Linked DNA regions of Homo sapiens: region 1 is linked to region 2. Evidence: chromatin loops called from intact Hi-C (ENCODE). Cell type or tissue: dorsolateral prefrontal cortex. All regions are shown on one strand. Each heading gives the region's core, and the rest is flanking DNA. Links, peaks and the distances in the headings are about the cores only. Region 1 holds the start of LOC124902634 (a long non-coding RNA gene). Region 2 holds the start of MIR6124 (microRNA 6124).

Region 1 (8,000 bases), core at 1-8,000, 61 kb after region 2:
TTGGAAGGAAGAAACATGGAGTAGTGGCCCCTGACTGGAAGCTTCTTCGGACAGGTGTACAACCCTTCCAGAGCCCCTGTAGTTGCTGCCACTGTCACTGCTGCTGCTGCAACCTCAAGATAAGGATCACACTGCCCAAGTTCAGCCTGCTGTCTGGGTGTCAGCCTGGAGCCCAGGCAGCACGGTGGCCATTCATTGCTGCTTGTCAGAGAAGAATGCAGCTATCTTCTTTCCTGCGTGTGCTGGCAGCCGTCTGGGTGGCATTAGTAACCCAGCCACCCCGTGGGCCTTCTCCACTTCAGCTCAGGTCTTTGCTGAGAGCCTGAGTTGTAGACGGAGGCTGTGAATGCGGGCTTGGTGAAGTGGGCTGAGCACGCCAGCAGATGGGTGGGCGATGGGCTTCAGCAGTGTCCCACTGCTGACTGTCAGTCTGGGAGTGGTGGCGTCCCCTTCTTCCCTCTGCCTCACAGAAGTTGCCTCCTGAAGTTGCCGCCTTAGTCTGAAACTGGGGGGTGCAGGGGTGTAGGGGTAGCGGGCAGCTTTGCAGAGGAGAGGTTAGGCAGGCAGGCAAAGCTTGATGGGTTTTGTGTTTTGCAGAGCACCGTGGCCTCCTGGGATGCTAAGGTCACCCTCAGGTCATCCCAGGTGTTTGCTCATGGCAACTCGCTTCCCTGGCGGTTGTCAAAGCCCCTCCAGGCCCATGCTTGTCTTCACCAAGGCCTTTCTTTCTCCTTCAGAGGCCCCTGGGAGCAGCTCCTGAGCTGGTGCTGAGGAGCCTCAAGGTACAAGATGGGAAAGAAATTGGAGGCCACAGGCTGGACACCTGATTGGAACAAGAGCTATAGCCTGAGCGTCCAGGTGTCCAGCCAAGTTCCCAACCCATCTTCCCTGAGCCGCTTAAATTTACATTGTTCTCTTGCTCCCTGGAGGAATGGCAAGTTTTCTGTTTTCCTCTCCCTACATGGATCCATATCTTCCTATAGCCACACAGAAGGTGCCAAGTAAATGTTTGTTGAATGAATGACTGACCTCTGGACAAGAGGTTTTCCTGCTTCCCCATTGATTCCAGCTGATCTCTGGGCTTCTTTCCATGGCTACCGAAGGAAGAGTAAAGTTTCTCTTCAAGCAGCCGTGCCTCTGGGCTCTCAGCTGTGCCCATCTTTCTCTTCCCCACAGGGAGGATGTCCCATCCCAGAGCCTCCCTGGGCCCCTGCCTCTGCTGGCCCATACGTGTGTGGGCTGGGATTCTGTCCTCCTGTCCTTGTCCTCATCTGCTCCCTATGGTTTTGCTCCTTCTTCCATCCCCCCACTCATCTGGGACCCTCCAGCCACTAAGAGACTCCACAGCAGCCCTAGGCCAGCTCTAGCCTAGTGTCTTCCCTTTGCTAGGTCCCCACTCTCCTGCATGAGGCGTCCACGCCAGGCACTGTCTTCACTGTGTAATGTCACCCACTCCATCTTAGGGATGCTTGGGTCATATTTTGAAGGGGGGGTGTTTGAGACCTCTCCCTTCTCTCTTCCCCCATCTCACCTCCACGCCTTCGGAGAGAGAAGTGATCATGTGACCGCGGAAACAGGGATCAGAAAGGAAATCAAATAACAGGAATTCCATCCTGGACACTGGGGCCTGACAAAGAGCTCTTGGACCAGTGCTGGATGCAATTTGGGCGGTTTGGTTTGAATGGGGGAAATATGAGTTTCCAGAACAGGGTATTTGAAATCATGGCTACTCAGAAAATTGAGGCAGTGGTCACTCTGGCTGTAAATGCGGCACTCTGTGATTGTCAAGACCTTTGTAATTGAGGGTGCCTTGGCTGGGTCCAGGATATACTTCATCATAAGCCATATCTGGAGCCAGCATGAATTACAGGGGACAGGAATTCCCATTCATCGGTCACTTCCCACATGGGGCTAGGGATTTCGTGTGTACACTCATTCCATCTTCTCATGTGGCTCTGTGAAGTAGGTTTTGATATTCCCTTTTTACAGATGAGAGAGTGGAGACTCTGAAAAGTTAAATAACTGGCCCAGATTTAGTTAGTAAACAGCAGAGGTGGACTTTGACCCGTTGCTCTCACTGGCCCCAAAGCCTGTGTTCATGTTACACACTGGTCCCCTCCCACTCCAGGTGTCTGTACTTTTTGTGTCACCTTTGAGAAAGGTGGTCTTTTAGTTTCTTTAGCCACACGGTGAGCAGCTTGGACTCTGGGGATACACTAAACTTGCCAGCTCTCTTCAATCCTCACATCCTGTGTTTCATTGCTAGTGTCCCTCCAGGATGGATATTCCAGTCCTCGCAGCTCAGGGCTCTGCACTCCCCATGAAAGAAGCATAACAATTAGCACCAAAAGCAAGCTACTGGGGAGGCTGAGGCAGGAGAATTGCTTGAACCTGGGAGGCGGAGGTTGCAGTGAGCCAAAATCACACCATTGCTCTCTAACCTGGGAGACAAGAGCGAAACTCCATCTCAAAAAAAAAAAAAAAAAAAAAAAAAAAGCTACGCTGTGAGAGCCCTCGGCCCATCAAGTAAAGGGGTCACTGATTTTGGAAAGTGTGAGAGGTTTCCCATTTTCTTTTTCTGGTCTTGTTTGACCACTAAACATGGCATATTTGGATCATACTCGCTTAGCTGAATTTATTATAAAATCACACTTTCTGATGGCTCCTTTGTCTCTTAATTGTACTGAAAGTTCTCATGAGAACCAGACCTATGAAATGTGCTCGTTGTTTGCTCCAAGACCATTATCAAGTGCACTGTTCATTACAACTCTCAACGCGCCCTGTTGAAATTCCTACGTGAGACAGATCTTTTAGAATTTAATGCCAGGGAAAAATTGCCTCCCCTGAGGAATTTCTACGCTTCCTTCTTTCTGATAAGGAGAGCTCTGGGGCATATCACATTTCCCTTTTGCCTTGGATGCCAGGAAGCTCAATGCCAAATTTGATGCTTAATCACAACCGTGTTAACCCTCACAGCTGGCTGATTTATTTCCTCTTTATTCCCTTGGTCCTGGTTTTTATATGTCTTTTCTGACTAGCCTCACTGTAGGGACCCATTCCAAGTCCTTTTGCCAAGAGGTGGGTATGAAGGCTAGCCCTTTAGAGGGGGAGGTTGCTGCACCATGTTTTCATCTTCCCCAGGACTACATCGACACAGAGATGCTGCTGTGTGCGGAGAACGTGAACCAAGACAACCTGCTATCCTATGCCCGGGAAGCTGCAGACTTTGCCACCAACTACCAGCTGCCATCCTTAGACTTTGCCATGAACCACTATGGGCAGCCTGATGTGGCCATGTTTGACTTTACCTGCATGTATGCCTCAGAGAACGCGGCCCTGGTGCGGGAGCGGCAGGCGCACCAGCTGCTCGTGGCCCTTGTGGGTGACAGCTTGCTTGAGGTACTGCCTGAGCTCGGAGCCCCCATGTTTCTCTGCGAGACAGATCCCACGTTTGTATTCTGGCAGGCAGTATCTGCTGTTGTGCAGCGGGGAGAGGACAGGCTCTCAGCCAGTTGGCAGGACTCTGCCAAGCCTGTCCCGGCCTCAGAGCCTGTCCTGTTGCTGCACTCAGAGGAGCCTATTCTGCCTCTGTGTAGTTAGGAGAGCCTTCTCTCCTATCTCCTGGCTCTTTTGCACTGACTTCTTTGATGAAGTACAAAATCAGGCAGCCCCGGTCTGGGCCATATGAGCCATCCTTCTCAGAGTGTGTGGACCCTCAGCTGGGCCGAGACTTCTTCCTCATGTGGGCGGCCCTTTGTGGCCTTTGAGATCACACGGAGTGCAGGAGAGGCCTATGGGCCCCAAAGTCTCCTTTCCATTCATAGCTTCCCTGCTGAAAATTCTTCCCAGAAAATCTGCAAGGGTGCAAGGATCCTTAGATTAAATGAATGTTTTCAGAAAGGAGAAAGTTTTCTCTTTAGTGTGAGCACTGATTATGTATTTATTCCAAGTTAAGAGTCAAATTCCAAACCATGCTTTGGGTGCTCATGGAGCAGATTAGTCAGCACTCAGCTTGGTTGACTTGGTCCTTGGGCACTATTGTGCATGGACTTGAACCTAAGGCCCTTGGTTGAGCCCTCAGTTCCCATCCTGCTTCTGGCCCAGACTCCTTTCCCAGCTCGGTTTCTCCCTCCCCTCCTCCCATGCTCCATGTTACACCCAGAACAGACGGCTGTTCTTCCATCAGGCGCCAGCATTTTCCAACCACCATGCCTTTGCCCACACCATTCCCAAGTAGCTCAGGATCAGAATCCCATCCATTTGTTAAAATCAGCTTAATGCAACTCTTAAGAAGCTTATTCTGATTTCCATCTCCCTCTCCCAGGATGGGAATTCGTCTCGCCTTTTCTGAGCCCTAAAGCAGTTTTGCTATGCCTGCGTCATAGCACCCTTTACATTTAACCTTCTGCTATAGTTATTTGACCTTGTGATGAATCCTCATAGGTAGCAGGGTCCCTGCCCTGTCACCTCTCTGTCCCTCCAGTGCCCTGCACAGTCCTGGCAATCAGTGTGTGCTGGGTCCAATGAGATCATAGATCGGGAGTCATCAGAATCAACTGGAATTTTGCACGTTTTCTTTTGCAGCCATTTTGGCCCATGGGTACAGGCTGTGCCCGTGGCTTCCTGGCAGCCTTTGACACGGCATGGATGGTGAAGAGCTGGAACCAGGGCACCCCTCCCCTGGAGCTGCTGGCTGAAAGGTGAGCTTTGACAGTAGGGCTCCTAACTGGGGGGCAGGGCACTCAGGCAGGAAAGGGGGCAAGATCACCCCGCAGGTGACTGCTGGATATACCTGGAGCCTCTGCCTCCTCCATTCTACCTTCCCATGTGTGGCCTGATTTGATCATCAGCATCCCCAAGGATGCTTTCTCCATCATTATCTGACTCTTACAGTGACTTTCTCTGGGGCCAGGACCTTGGGCCCTGGATGACAAAGAGAAATCTTCATCTAGGTTGGCCCTGCAGCTGGGGCTCCCCAGCATTGCTCATTCACCGAAGAGCCAGAGAGGTTTATTTAAGGGAATCTTCCAGGGCAGCGCTGAGTCTCCTGTCCTGGATGGGGGTTGGATTCTCTGGCTTTCCAGGCCTCTCACACCACTGAGATCCTGGGCTTCTTCCCAGACCCCTGCTGCTGGCCACGTGGCTGTGACAGCTGGTGGACGGGGGGAGGTCAGGGCTGGCGGGCGGAGGCAGGCCCTGACAATCTTGGGTGTGGAAGCCTGTGGTCGTGGGGAGCAGGCCGCAGGAGGCAGCGTGGCTGAACATGGTTATGGCAAAACCACAGGCCACCGTGCTGCCAGCCCTGCATCCCTCCCCCTGCCTGGGTGGAGGAGCCCAGCATCCCCGTCACCCAGGCGCCCCTTTCCTCTCGGCCCCTTTGACCTTCTCCCCACTTTGCAGATCTCAAGAACCAGGAGAGTCAGGTATTTCAGGGAAGGGTTAGACAAACATGTCCAGGAAGCCCTTGAGCCAGAGGAAGGGGGAAGTAGGGAAGGGTGGGGACAAGGCCTGAGGTGGCAAAAGTGATCCCTGACCTCCAGGCTCCGCCTCCCTCCAGGGAAAGTCTCTACCGGCTGTTACCTCAGACAACCCCGGAGAACATCAACAAGAACTTTGAGCAGTACACGTTGGACCCAGGGACACGGTACCCAAACCTCAACTCACACTGTGTCAGGCCCCATCAGGCAAGTCCATTGCTGGGGCTCTGTCTGAATCACTCTGCACTGAACAGTGGGAAGAGGTGGTGGGGAGGGGGTCACATTAAATTTTGGTCCATTCCTGGGACTAAGGCCACCAAGGCCTGCTGGCCTAATGGTGGGACCAGTTCTTCTCCCCACTCGAGTCAGCATTCTTTCTAGCCCGCAGGACAGAACTAGAACACATGTAGGGGGAGAGATTTATATGTATATGTGCATATATTTATATATATTGTCACTATGCATATGCATTGCTGATCTTACCTGTCTCAAATAAGCTACTTGGCCAAATATGATCTCTGCATACCACCCTTGGTCCTGGGGTCCATTTCTTCTTCCACTAATTTAAAGCCACCAAACTCTCAACCTCTTTGGTCAATAGAACAGAAAATTGTGTGAATTTTTAAAATTAGCTAATTACATACACACAAATTAGCTACAGACATTCCCACTTAGTTTGCCTGCATCTGGGTGGAAGATTGAGGCCCATTGCTCTATGACTGAAGTTGCCTGCGTTCCCTTGCCGAAGGTCATGCCTCCCAGCAGTAGAGGAAAATGGTGGCAGGCACTGAATTGGGGGTGGGTCGAGTTTAGGGGCCCTGAGACTAGGATTTGGGGGAAAACTGGTGGGCAAGCATGTCTCTCTTGCTCATAGGTGAAGCATTTGTATATCACTAAGGAGCTGGAGCACTACCCTCTCGAGAGACTGGGCTCGGTGAGGAGATCTGTCAACCTCTCCAGGAAGGGTAAGCGGCCCTCCTGGGACCCTGGTGGGTGGCTGGGAAGAGCTTTGAGGGGAGGAGGACTGCTCAGTGACCGTGGTGACACAGGCACTGCAACCAGCCTGGCTCTGCCCCTTTACCTGTGTGGTCATGGGCAGGCACCTGTCCTCTTTGTACTCCAGTTCCTCCTCTGTGAGACCAAGAGAACCCCTGCCCAGAGAATCATTATGAAGATGAAAGGAGCTAGTGTGTGTCGAGAGCTTCACACAGTAAACATGAACCAGGGGATTATTTCACTGGGACTTGTTCTTATTTTCCTGTTGTTTCCTGCATGGGGGCCTTGTCCCCTTAAGTAGATAATGAGCTTAATGCACTTCACCCTTTTCCTGATCATCCTGAGCCTAGCAGTGCTCTGGACACAGGACCAGTGCTCAACACAGGGAGATGGGATGGTTAAATGAGGAACTCCCAGCGCCCAGCTCAGCTCAGGATGCTCTCCTGCTTAGAGACCTCTTTGGCTACCTGTGCCTGTCCAGGCTTTGCCTCCTCTCCTTCCTTAGGCAAACTCAGCTGTACTCCTCCCTCCCCTCCACACACCACGACATGCCCCACTGCTGTAATAAACCACTTACCATAATCAACCATTTTACTGTTACGCAAACATAGCAGGTTTTTCTAGATTCTTAGCCACCACACAGTCCTTTCTGTCTTCCTGGAATGACTTCTTCCGTCTGATAAGTTCCTAGATGCTCTCAAAGAACAAGCTCAAACGTACCTCCCCATTACACTTTTCTTTGGAGAATTCCCCTCCCAGCGCAGACTCAGGCAAACCTGCTAATGTGCTCCCACAGCCCCCTGTTTCTCCCTCCATTGCAGCACTGTGTCATCATCACCCCCTCTGTGACTATCTTCCCCACTAGATGAGCATGTTGTTGGCAGGGCCTAAACACAGTAGGTCTTAGGAACTCTGCTGGAAGAGAACATGCTTCCTCTCCCCTCCTGCCACACTCCTGACCAGGCCCCCAAGCAGCAGTCCTCAGGGAGCTGCACCCGTGCCAGTGGCCCCCTGCCCTGGCCCCTTGCCTTGGGGCCGCTCGTCCTGGTCCCCAGCCATGGTGGCAATGAGAAGGGAGCGCCAGGGCAGACCGTGTGAGATTCCTGCAGAGCCTCACTGCCTGCGCTCTCCTTCTTGCAGAGTCAGATATCCGGCCCAGCAAGCTCCTGACCTGGTGCCAGCAGCAGACAGAGGGCTACCAGCATGTCAACGTCACCGACCTGACCACATCCTGGCGCAGTGGGTTGGCCCTGTGTGCCATCATCCACCGCTTCCGGCCTGAGCTCATGTGAGTCTGGGGCCCAGGCTGGCCCCTGGAGACGAGGGATGCCAAGGCCATTCTGCTGCATGCAGAATCTTCATTACTTGGTTCAATATTTCTCTTTCTGTGTTTCAATTTGAGATTTTTCTTAACATTTGTTCTTTTCCCTTTGCACTGATTACTCTGTCAGCAGTGTGTTTGATCTGTGTTCCTAATATGTGAGGATAAAAATTGGCTCCGGCTTAGTGATGGCACTCTTGACACCT
Region 2 (10,129 bases), core at 2,130-10,129:
AGCGCTTGTTAGGCCTGGAGAAGATAAGATACAGGAAGCCCACCTCCTGTTGTTGAGATGGACAGTCAGGGAAAGAAGACTCCTGGCCTTGGAATGTGTATGTAAGAGGGGTTGTAAAAGTCATGCATGTTCCTGGTAGAAACTTTGGGAAATACAGAAAAGTATAGAGTAAAAGTATACTAACAGCTATCTGAAATGCGATCCTACACACATATCACCACTGTTCACATCTGGCTTATTTCTCTTCTCCTACAGACACTAGACATTATTTTATGGAGTTGAAATTGTATTGACTTTCTGGATCCATATCCTGCTCTTTTCACTCTGCATTATGGCATAAGCATTTTCCCATGGATTAAATGTCTTTATAAATATTATTTTTAAAGGACTGCCTGATACTTGTTTGGTTGTACCATGACTTATAAGACCATGCCTCATTTGATACTTGTAGACTCTCCAAGCCCAGAATAACTTGAGAGACAATAGAAGTTAACTGATTTAATTTACATAGCAGCTTCAGAAAAGGAAGACCATACTATTTCTGTATATATGGCTCATATGGACTGGGGCTAAGAGCATGGATTTCAAAGTGAAATGGCCTGGGCTCATTTCACAGCACCCCTACTAGCTGCCTGCATGATATGGAGGCATTTACTCACCTCTGTAAAGCTGTCTTCTATCAAACAAGGGTGGTGAAATGAGACAGGATGGTAAAGGCCTGGTACACTGTGAGTGCCCGCTGTCAGTGTCCTCACATGGGCGGTGCAAGCTGAGGGCTGGGCTTGAACCCAGGTATCCTCATGCCTAGGCCAGAGTTCTTTCCACCTCAAAGGCTTCCCCTGTTCTGGAAGGTCCTTGAAGAGAGACAGAGCTTGAAGAGGTACAGATGAAGATATGGAGTGCTGGCTAGAAATCCTTATGGAAAATTTTAAATATATATATGTATATGATATATTTGCATACTCACCACACATACATGTACATACACACACACGCACATATACACATACATGTACATACACATGCTACATATACATGTGTATTTGCGCACACATGAATACACATACATATGTGCTCACATATACCATATATACACAAACATGCATATATACACACATGCACACATATACACATACATGTACACATGTATACCCCTGCAAACATACACACGTACACATACGCATATACACACATTCATACATATATACACATATGCACACACATACATACACACATGCACACATATATACATACATGAAATAATCACACATGGCAAACATAGTTGTGTTACAGAAAAGGAAGATAGGCAACTTCTGCAATTACTTCTCTCTCTCTTTTTAAGGCCTTTGCTTTTTGCAGAATAAAAATGAAAAAAGAAAGAAAAAAGTCTTACCTCCCCCACGTCCACATAGACGTGTTTTGAGGATTCCTTAGGTTAACACTGGTGAGAGTGCCTGGGTGGTACTGGGCCCTGATGACGTTGGCTTCCTTCTGCCATTCCAAGCACTGTGACTGGTCAGCATACAGATGTTTCTTGATGCCAGGACGGGAGGCCTGGAGGGTGGGCACTGCCTCATTGGGACCTCCCGGCGCCTGGTACTGTTGAGTGGCTATAAGAAGCAATGGATGAGGTGAGGAAGGGGGAATGTATGAGGCGCCTTCAAGCTAGACCAGTGGAGTCTACTAACTATTGAAAAGGAGTGGGGAAGAGGGTTGGGGCCAGAAGGGCAAGAGCCAAAGAACTTGGGTTCTCAGTGAAGGAGCGGGCATAGAAGGCCAGGGCCTGCAGTGGACCTGGGGTCTCTCCCCAGCACTCCAGCCCTGAGGCTGTGTGGCAAAAGGGGGAAGGTCTGGGCCCTTGCTACCTCCTGGAAACTTGGTTGAGCTTCGTGGTGAGTCTCTTGGGTGCTCTTTCATTGGCCTTTCGTAGTAGGGGTTTCAGACAGCATGTATAAGAGGACTCTCCATGTGTGCCTTCAGTGTGCATGGAAAGGGGCTTGGGCTTCCTGGAGGTGATCTCAAGGCAACACCCAGGAGCAATAGAGAAGGCTTTGGAGAAGTGGAACTTATCTTTCTGGGGAATGACTAAGAAGAATTATTTCACTGAGGCTGTCTTCCAGAGGAGGCAAGGGTGGAGCAGGCAGCCCCAGGAGGCAGTACACGCTCCTCTGTTTGTGGAAGTGACCGAGGCCAGGCTGGGGACACCTGGATGGAAGGAGATTACCAAGAAGACAAAGTGGCCCTCTCAGTCCCTTCCCTACCCTGGAAGTGCTCCTTTTGGTTAAATTGGGTGCCTAGTGCCCTGGTAGGTGGAAAGCCAGCCCTACCTGGGCCAGGTGGGAAGATGGGGTCTGTAGGCCCCACCTGGGAGCCAGGTGTTCCTGCCCATGGTGGGCTCTGTGGGGATGCACCAGGTGTGGAAGGCATCTCGCACTGCTGAGCCCCTGGCTGGCTCCTGCCTCATCTCAGGTGTTGGATTCAGATGGCCATAACTGAAGGTCTTCTGTGTGCGAGAGTTAGAGCTGGAGCTTTTAGTTTCCTGAGCACCCTGCGAGTGTGGGGGGAACACCCCACTTCATCGCCAAGGAACCTGGGCCTTCCTCCAGAGCTCCTTAGTGACGTAGAGCTGGGAGAGGGTAAGTTTGAACAGGGCTGCTTGGCAGTATACATGGGTTTTGTTTTTGGATTGCATTGACCTTGAAACAGATTTTGTCTGTGAGCCTCAAGGGTGGGTTGAAAAATGAGCTTTTCTCCTGGGCAAACTGCTGCTTTGTGGGAAGGTTCTGCCTAGTGTCCACCCCCATATCTCCTTAAGTTTGTATAAAATCCATCATTTATCAAAACCCTGGTTGCACTGTCTGATATGCCATTTGGGAGAAGAGGCTCAGGGAAGGCAAGAGGCATCAGAGTCCTAAATTTGAGGGCACCTGCAGATCGGGATGGGGAGGCTCCTCCTCTCATTTGGAGAGGTGCTCAGGGACTCTGCATAAACCTTGAGCTTGACTCTCAGATTTTGTGGGCTTAGCCCATTACCAATGCTGTTGCCTGCAATCTGGGGCCCTTAATTATAATTTTTAGCAGCTAGAGGCAGGGAAAGGAAGTTGCTTTGTGACTCATGAAGTCACATAGGCAGGGGAGCAGAAGAACCACAAATAAGAGACTCCACTTGGCAAAAACCAAATTGCTTCAAGGCTATTCTTGGAAACTTAAAGCATCACATCTTGTTTCTTCCCAGAAAATGCAGAAAGCCTCATATTTCTGGCTAGTTGGTTTTATTTCTATTGCATATCAAACCTCAAAAGGGCAACAGCTGGGTGGTGGTTAACAAGGAAAACTTTAATAAGAGCTAGTTACCAGGATCCTCTGATAAAAAAAAAAAATCCTGACTACGTTCTTTTGGGGTGAGGGGAAGGATAGCCACCAAAGGTTTTGCACTCCAGTTCTCTGGAAGAAAGGTTTGAAGCTCAGAATCACTGAGTCCTTCTGAGTGCTAGGTCAGCCCTTCCCAGTTCATTCCCAGCACTGTCCTGAATTCTGTATGTTTTCAGTTCATTACCAAAACTACTTTCTATGAGGTTCCCTAGTTATACATGGGAAACTAAAACCCAAAAAATAAATGAGTTGTCCAAGTCTACACAGAGAGGAAGTGAGTTTGAACTCAGACCTTCTAAATGGAAGGCCCTTGTCCTCTAGTTTTAAAGTATACAGGTTGACTATACCTAAACTGAAATCTAGAATGCTCCAAAATTTGAAGCTTTTTGAGTGCTGACATGATGCTGTAAGGAAGTGTTCATTGGAGTCTTCTGGATTTTGGATTTTGGGATTTGGGATGCTCAACCAAGTAAGTATGATGGACATATTCTAAAAAAAAAAGAAAAAATAGAAATCCAAAACACTTCTGGTCCCAAGCATTTTGGATAAGGGATACTCAACCTGTATATAACTCCTTGACCCAGAAAGCTAGTCTCAGTAGTCTTGAATGATGTTTCTTTTGCCCTTCCTTTTGATATGATGATGTTTGGGCTGTTTGAAGAATCGTAATGAGTATTGGTTATCACATACATGATCTCACTGATTCCTTAGAGCCCCATGAAGTGAGGAGAACAGGTGGCCCTCTGCATCCATTGGTCCCACATCACAGATACAACCAACTGTGGATTGAAAATATTCAGGAAAAAAAAAAAACAGATAATTTCATCTGTACTGAATATGTACAGGCTTTTTTACTGTCATTATTTCCTAAACAATGCAATGTAAGTATTTACATAGCACTTGTATTAGGTATTATAAGTAATCTAGAGATGATTTAAAGTATACGAGAGAATGTGTGTAAGTTATATGCAAACATGGCATCATTTTATATAAGGGACTTGAGCATCTACAGATTTTGGTATCTGCATGGGATCCTGAAATCAATCTCCCATGGTTACTGAGGGAAGCCTGTATTATCCCTATTTCACGCATGAGAAAACTGAGGCCAAGATGGATGAGGTAACTTGCCTAGGGTCACAAAACTAGCAAGTGTTGAGAGCAGATTCACATTCAGGTTACCCTGACTCTAAATATTCTGATGTTAATCCCACGAGGAAAGCTACCCGCCATGGGTGTTAGAGTCATTTTTAAGGTCTGTGACCTAACTTGGAAAGCCAGTTGTAAAGGGTGAGATGGGTGTTTAGGTCCAGGGTGGCAAGTCTGAGCCTGGTACAGGCTGCTGGGCTACATATCCAAGCTGCGCTTATCTTCTCCTGTCAAACCATCTCCCTCCACCTCCCCTTATCTCACTCTAGATAAGGGCTGGTTCCTGGAGCTCCCACGCCTATCCAGCCCTCAGCACCACCTTTAGCTCTTTTTCCACTGGAGCCCGAAGACGAAGTTGTTCATTCTTCTTCTAGGGGAGGAGGGGTGGCCATTGATTGGGGTGCGGAGGAGACAGCTTCTTCCAGTTTGTAAATTATTGTCTGGCTTGATGCCTCTAAACTGTTCATAATTTTAGACAAGGAGGAGCTGGCAACTTGGAGAACTGATTTACAAGACTATTTTCTAAACTGGTACATTTCCCCAGGTACAAATCTGCCTCCTGTGGTAGATGCAGTGTGCGTTACCACATCTACTGAGTGCCTGCCAGGACCTGGCTCTGCCGTCATCCACGTTTCTTGCCCTTCACAGCTACCCTGCAAGGATGAGATTATAATTTGTCTGTTACAGTAAGGGAACTGAGAATCAGAAGTGGCTTGTGTGAGGCAATAGCTCTGAAGCCTTACAGTTTTCTCTGTACTGCTTGCCTGTCCTCAGAAAAGACTGTAGTGTAGCAGGCAAGTTCAAATAGCCTTGTGTTTTTCGGCCAGCCACTGCAGCCTTTGTTCAATGCTGGGCACAGAAGTGGTTCCAAAGATAGATAAAGACTGAGAATGTTAATACGATCTGCAAAGCAAATGAGTCCTTCCTTCTGTTTATGCTCTCTGGGTGGCAACATTGCACATGGGGAAAGTGGAGACATAGTAGGAGGCAGTGTTTATGTGAGTCATGCCCAAGTAAGCACAGTGGACGCTCACAGAGCCCAGAGAGGATCTGTGAAGGAATCCACGCTTGTCGCACCAGGCAGGGCACAGAGCCCCCTTCCCCAGTCTACTGAAGTTGCTGAGTGTCATAGACCGGGGTCACTGGGTAAGGCCTCATGGAGGACCCAGCCTGGGTAGGGCAGGGAAGCTGGCCAGGCCTGAGCAGGGAATGAGTGCTAGTCTCCCTTCAAGCCAAGCATAGTGCCAGGCACCTCGGAAGCTCTCCGGGAAAGAGGGAAGGTCGGGTAGGGCCCTACAAAGTTGCAGGGATCCTGTCACCCCCAAGTCTGGGCATCCAGTGTCTGAGACCTCGCCAGCCCCAGCAGGCTCCTCCTGGCAGGTGGTGCCCAGTGGGCTCCTATGCTCCTTTGCATGTGCTGTTCTTCCCCCTTCTCTTCCGGCTCCTCTCATTGCTGCCTGGACAGCCCCTTAGCTGCCTCCTTGCCTCCAGCCTCCTCCTCCAGTCCACTGCTGCCCTATCATCTTCCCAAAGACTTGTCTCTTCCTGCTCCTCTGTCTTCTGCTCCTCACCACCCACTGGAGAGGCCAGTCCCCCTCCTTGGCCTGGAGGGGACACCTGCCACCACGTGCGCTGGACATCCCCACCGCACCTCCTCACGAATCCTGAACCTTGAACTTGCTGTCATTCCACCACTGTCCCGCTCTTTCCACACTCACATCCCTGTGTGGGTATTTCCATGGCCTGGAATGTCCACTGCCCAGTCTTCTAGTAAAATAAATCTCATTCCTAAAATTGAAGCTTTCTTGAGATTTCTCTCTTGTGGCCCCTCTGGACTCCTCGAGGCTCTGTTGGACACCGCCTGCTCTGGGCTTCCATGCCCTTGGTTCATATTCCACAAGCACTTGCCTGTGGTCTTGTAATCCATCTGCCCCTGTGGGCGGGGCCTGAGCCTACGTATTCCCGGCCCCTTGAGTGGTGCCCGACTCTTGCTAATGCACCAGTAATTGTTGCTGAGTGAATAAGTAAGAGATTAAGGAGGAAGATAAACACCATTCTCTGCTTTTAGTATTATAAAACCGTCCCACAATTCCAACTTGTCCACGATGAACACTGCCCCTCTGGGGAGCACAGAGCTGCCGTGAGGCCTGCGCTCTGTGTGCTGCTGACCTCCTCTTACCAGGCCTCATCGGTGGAGCTCGGTCTGCTGTGCCCTCTTGCTCAGAGACCCCTCCAGCCCTCCTGACAGCTGGGTCAGCCCCAGCTCCTCCACATTTGTTTTCTTGTGCCAGCTTTGGATTCTGGAAAAACAGCTAGTGCTTTGGAAAATCAGCTCTACTTTATTTTTGTTCCTTTGAAACTTAAATGACTTTCCTAAGAAATGTCTGAGGTTAGAATGGTGCAGAAAGGACCATGGCCAAAGCCCAGGCAAGCTATTTTTGGGATGTGAATGAGCACCCATCGCATTTTTCCCTTCCATGAGCCGGAGCACTTGTTCCAAATAGCTCACAGCCTGGAATTACAAAGCACAGGCCCCCTTTGCACAGGCGGAGGAGGTCCACGTGTCTCTGTCTGTCTGTCTGTGAGTCTGACTGAGGTAGATGGTGTGCTTCCAGCTGATACCAGGAGCAGAAGTTTTGAGAAGAGACTGTTTGTCATGTGGATAGTGGAAAGCCCTGCTCTCTGGTAACGAATGAAGAAAGGCTTTAAAGCTGGGTGTCTACGGAGAGGTGGGCAGTCATGAAATCTAGAGAGATGTTCTCTGGAGTTTTTTCTGTCTGTGCCTTAGTGTAATGTGGCTGGGTTATATTCACATCAGCCAACCAATTTGCAGCACCGAGAATGATAGACTTTCAATGGTGCTATATATAGTGTACTTTTCTGGGTTGTTTTCCCTTTTCCTAGTCACTATTTGCAGAACCACTTGGCTTAGAGCAAGATTGACTAGGTACTGTTGGCATTAGCCAGGGCATAGCCCTGTGCAATCTGTGGTACTTTTCAGCCAGCAAGAGGAGCAGAGCATAGGGGAAGAGATTACCTGCAATGCCACATCGACAGGCCAAAAGGCACAATTCTGTATCTGTTATAAATATTTATGTTTAGTATTGAACACTAAATAGTGTGGTTAATATTTGAATGTCTTAAAGAAATTGCATTTTTACTTCTCAGCACCCATCCCCCACCCTAACCTCATCGTCCAAAGCTGACCTCTGCCTCCCCCTACTTTCACAGGTGTGACGTTTCTCCAGATACTTCATGCTGTTCACCTGTGTCCTCGCCGCACCACTGCCGCACACGACTCCTGAACCATGGGGGAAAACGAGGATGAGAAGCAGGCCCAGGCGGGGCAGGTTTTTGAGAACTTTGTCCAGGCATCCACGTGCAAAGGTACCCTCCAGGCCTTCAACATTCTCACACGACACCTGGACCTAGACCCTCTGGACCACAGAAACTTTTATTCCAAGCTCAAGTCCAAGGTGACCACCTGGAAAGCCAAAGCCCTGTGGTACAAATTGGATAAGCGTGGTTCCCACAAAGAGTATAAGCGAGGGAAGTCGTGCACGAACACCAAGGTAAGGGGAAACCCTCCTAGTCTTACCTTTGCAGGGCGTGTGGGTTGACATTTGGGAGGTTAGGAAGCTGTTGCCATTTTGGCACTCTACGGTTCTTAGGTGTGGGTGTGAATGTTGCATTGTTTTCCTCCGGTAAAGGTTTCCTTTGTCTCTAAGCATCAGCTTTTCCTGGCTGGGAGGTTCCCTCCACTCGTGCCCTCTCCAAGGGAGGGAAGCCAGAGGCAAAGTTGAGGGAGAGAAGCCCATGCTTGATATTACCCCCACTTCTATTATCCCTGCTGCCACTACTACTACTTCTAGTAGCTGCTATTTGTTGAGCAGCTTCTAGGTACAAGGTACTTTATGTCCATGATTTCAATGAACAGCTACAGCAGTCCTTCAGGCCATTTTAGAGATGGGGAAATTGAGAAGTCAGTTGTGCCCAAGGTCACACAACTAGAGGGCAACCTTAGTCCATCTGATTCTAGGGCCTAAGACCTAAATCTCAGGGAGAGGCATAGTTACAGAGTTGTGTTCGCCTGGGTGTGGACATTTTAGAAAGATCCCCTGGTTTTGGATTAATTGGCTAAGAAATAGGTCTAGGTCCTTACTGCCTCTTCCTCCCTGTCTCTTTCTCTTCCTCCTGATACCCCTGCATTCTCCACCTGCCCACTCCCTTCCTCAGGATGCATTTCTCTACCTAGGACCACACTCATAGTTAAGCCTACACGAACTGGTTGCATCCCCCATCATTTGGCCATAGACAGCATCGGCGAACATAGGCTCACTATCGCAACCTTTCTCTGACATTTCTGAAATGCCCAGCACCAGATGGGCAGGTGGGAGTCCAGGCGTCTCAGCTGACTTCCCTGGTGGCCGTTGGGGACTACCAGCCCTGAGCACTGGTGCAGGCTGTGTGTTTAGGTTAAAATCGAATGTGCTGTATTTAGACCTCACAGGAGGTAGCTCAGCTAGAACCCTAGGAATTCCAGCCGGTGCCAATCCCGGGACAAGAGGATTGAACTCTCCATGGCAGTCGGGACTGTTGTGTTTTTGTTTTGGTGGTGAGAAGCTGTCGAGTCCACCATGGGATATGCTGCTTTCCACTGCCCCTGGGGAGACAGCTGCCAAGCTCCTGTGAGCCTGGGGCACACTGACACTGCGGGACGTAGGAAAAGCATTCCATCAGGTTGAAACAGACCAGTCGCCTCAGCCCAGAGCAGACTAGCTATCCAGGCAGTGCCTGTTTATAACCTACCATGCTCCAGCTAGGCAGAGGAGATGGGGGAGGTAGGGAAAAGGAAGGGGGAGGAGAAGGTGAGACCAATGTCCTGGGTGCCACTCCTGCCCAGTGCCTCCCTTCCTCGTTGTTGTGACTTCATGGTTCAGAGTTCACGGGGTGGCTCTTCAGAGTTAAAGGAGGGGAAGCTTTTAGCTTCCAAAGTGTCATCCCTCTTAGTAATTGTATATGGTGGCTTCTTTTTTTTAAAGGTCCCATAAAAGTCAGGTGGCCCAGTTGCACTGTGTTCTCTCACAGAGGGTTTTCAGAGCTCTGGTTTTTATTAGGGAATGCTATTGCCCCATACACCCAACATGTTGTGGCTGCTGAGGGACCCTCTTGGTGATCTGAAGACAGATTGTCACAGGGAGTCAGCCAGCAGAGGGATGGAACGGAGGGCTGACCACCAAGAAGAGACCCTTCTTCCAAAACATACTAGCCAGTTGCCTAGCTGGTGTGGCCAGCCTCTATTTTACAAGCTTTGGTAGCTTGAAATAGAACAGTCATCACATCTTGTGGTTGGCAGGTCACCACTGGCTTCTGTGATGCAAAGGGAAAGAAAGCTCCTTTTGTTAGGGATGCTGGGTAAGGTGCCTCTTGCCCAGGAATTTTTATGCCTGTCTTGTGAGGAAGAACAAAGACATTTCACATGTGAGATAACCCATCTCGTAAAAACCGCCTGAATGCTGAGGACTGGAAGATACATTTGAGAATGCATTGTAAGTATGAACTGTGACTGTGTTAGGCTACTTGAGCTGTGCTTTTCAGAAACCCAGCTCAA

Evidence for each region. A loop is a pair of places that touch in the nucleus more often than their neighbours do. Peaks named below come from ENCODE experiments on the same cell type or tissue, not always from the same donor. Only the 100,000 strongest peaks of a DNase experiment are listed, where the experiment ranks them.
Region 1: it touches region 2 in a loop (2.4-fold over the local background); 30 of 110 quality-filtered maps call a loop at or near these places.

Annotation. Positions count from the first base shown.
Region 1 is chr11:12,217,060-12,225,059 of GRCh38, forward strand. It overlaps MICAL2 (microtubule associated monooxygenase, calponin and LIM domain containing 2), which reads left to right. Exons shown (of 28, transcript NM_001282663.2): 9 at 3,142-3,399; 10 at 4,585-4,700; 11 at 5,558-5,684; 12 at 6,352-6,442; 13 at 7,614-7,761. It overlaps LOC124902634 (a long non-coding RNA gene), which reads right to left and starts at 7,305. Exons shown (of 3, transcript XR_007062598.1): 1 at 7,051-7,305; 2 at 5,961-6,065. RefSeq lists enhancers at 1-312, 313-813. In dorsolateral prefrontal cortex, for the core only: no CTCF peak of the experiment used is centred there; DNase peaks (open chromatin) are centred at 3,462, 5,142 and 7,674; H3K4me3 peaks cover 296 bases; H3K27ac peaks cover 6,019 bases.
Region 2 is chr11:12,154,330-12,164,458 of GRCh38, forward strand. It overlaps MICAL2 (microtubule associated monooxygenase, calponin and LIM domain containing 2), which reads left to right. Exons shown (of 28, transcript NM_001282663.2): 3 at 7,750-8,090. The coding sequence starts at 7,827. It overlaps MIR6124 (microRNA 6124), which reads left to right and starts at 9,354; the gene lies at 9,354-9,438. RefSeq lists an enhancer at 9,095-9,594. In dorsolateral prefrontal cortex, for the core only: a CTCF peak has its summit at 5,419; a DNase peak (open chromatin) is centred at 5,442; H3K4me3 peaks cover 794 bases; H3K27ac peaks cover 7,746 bases.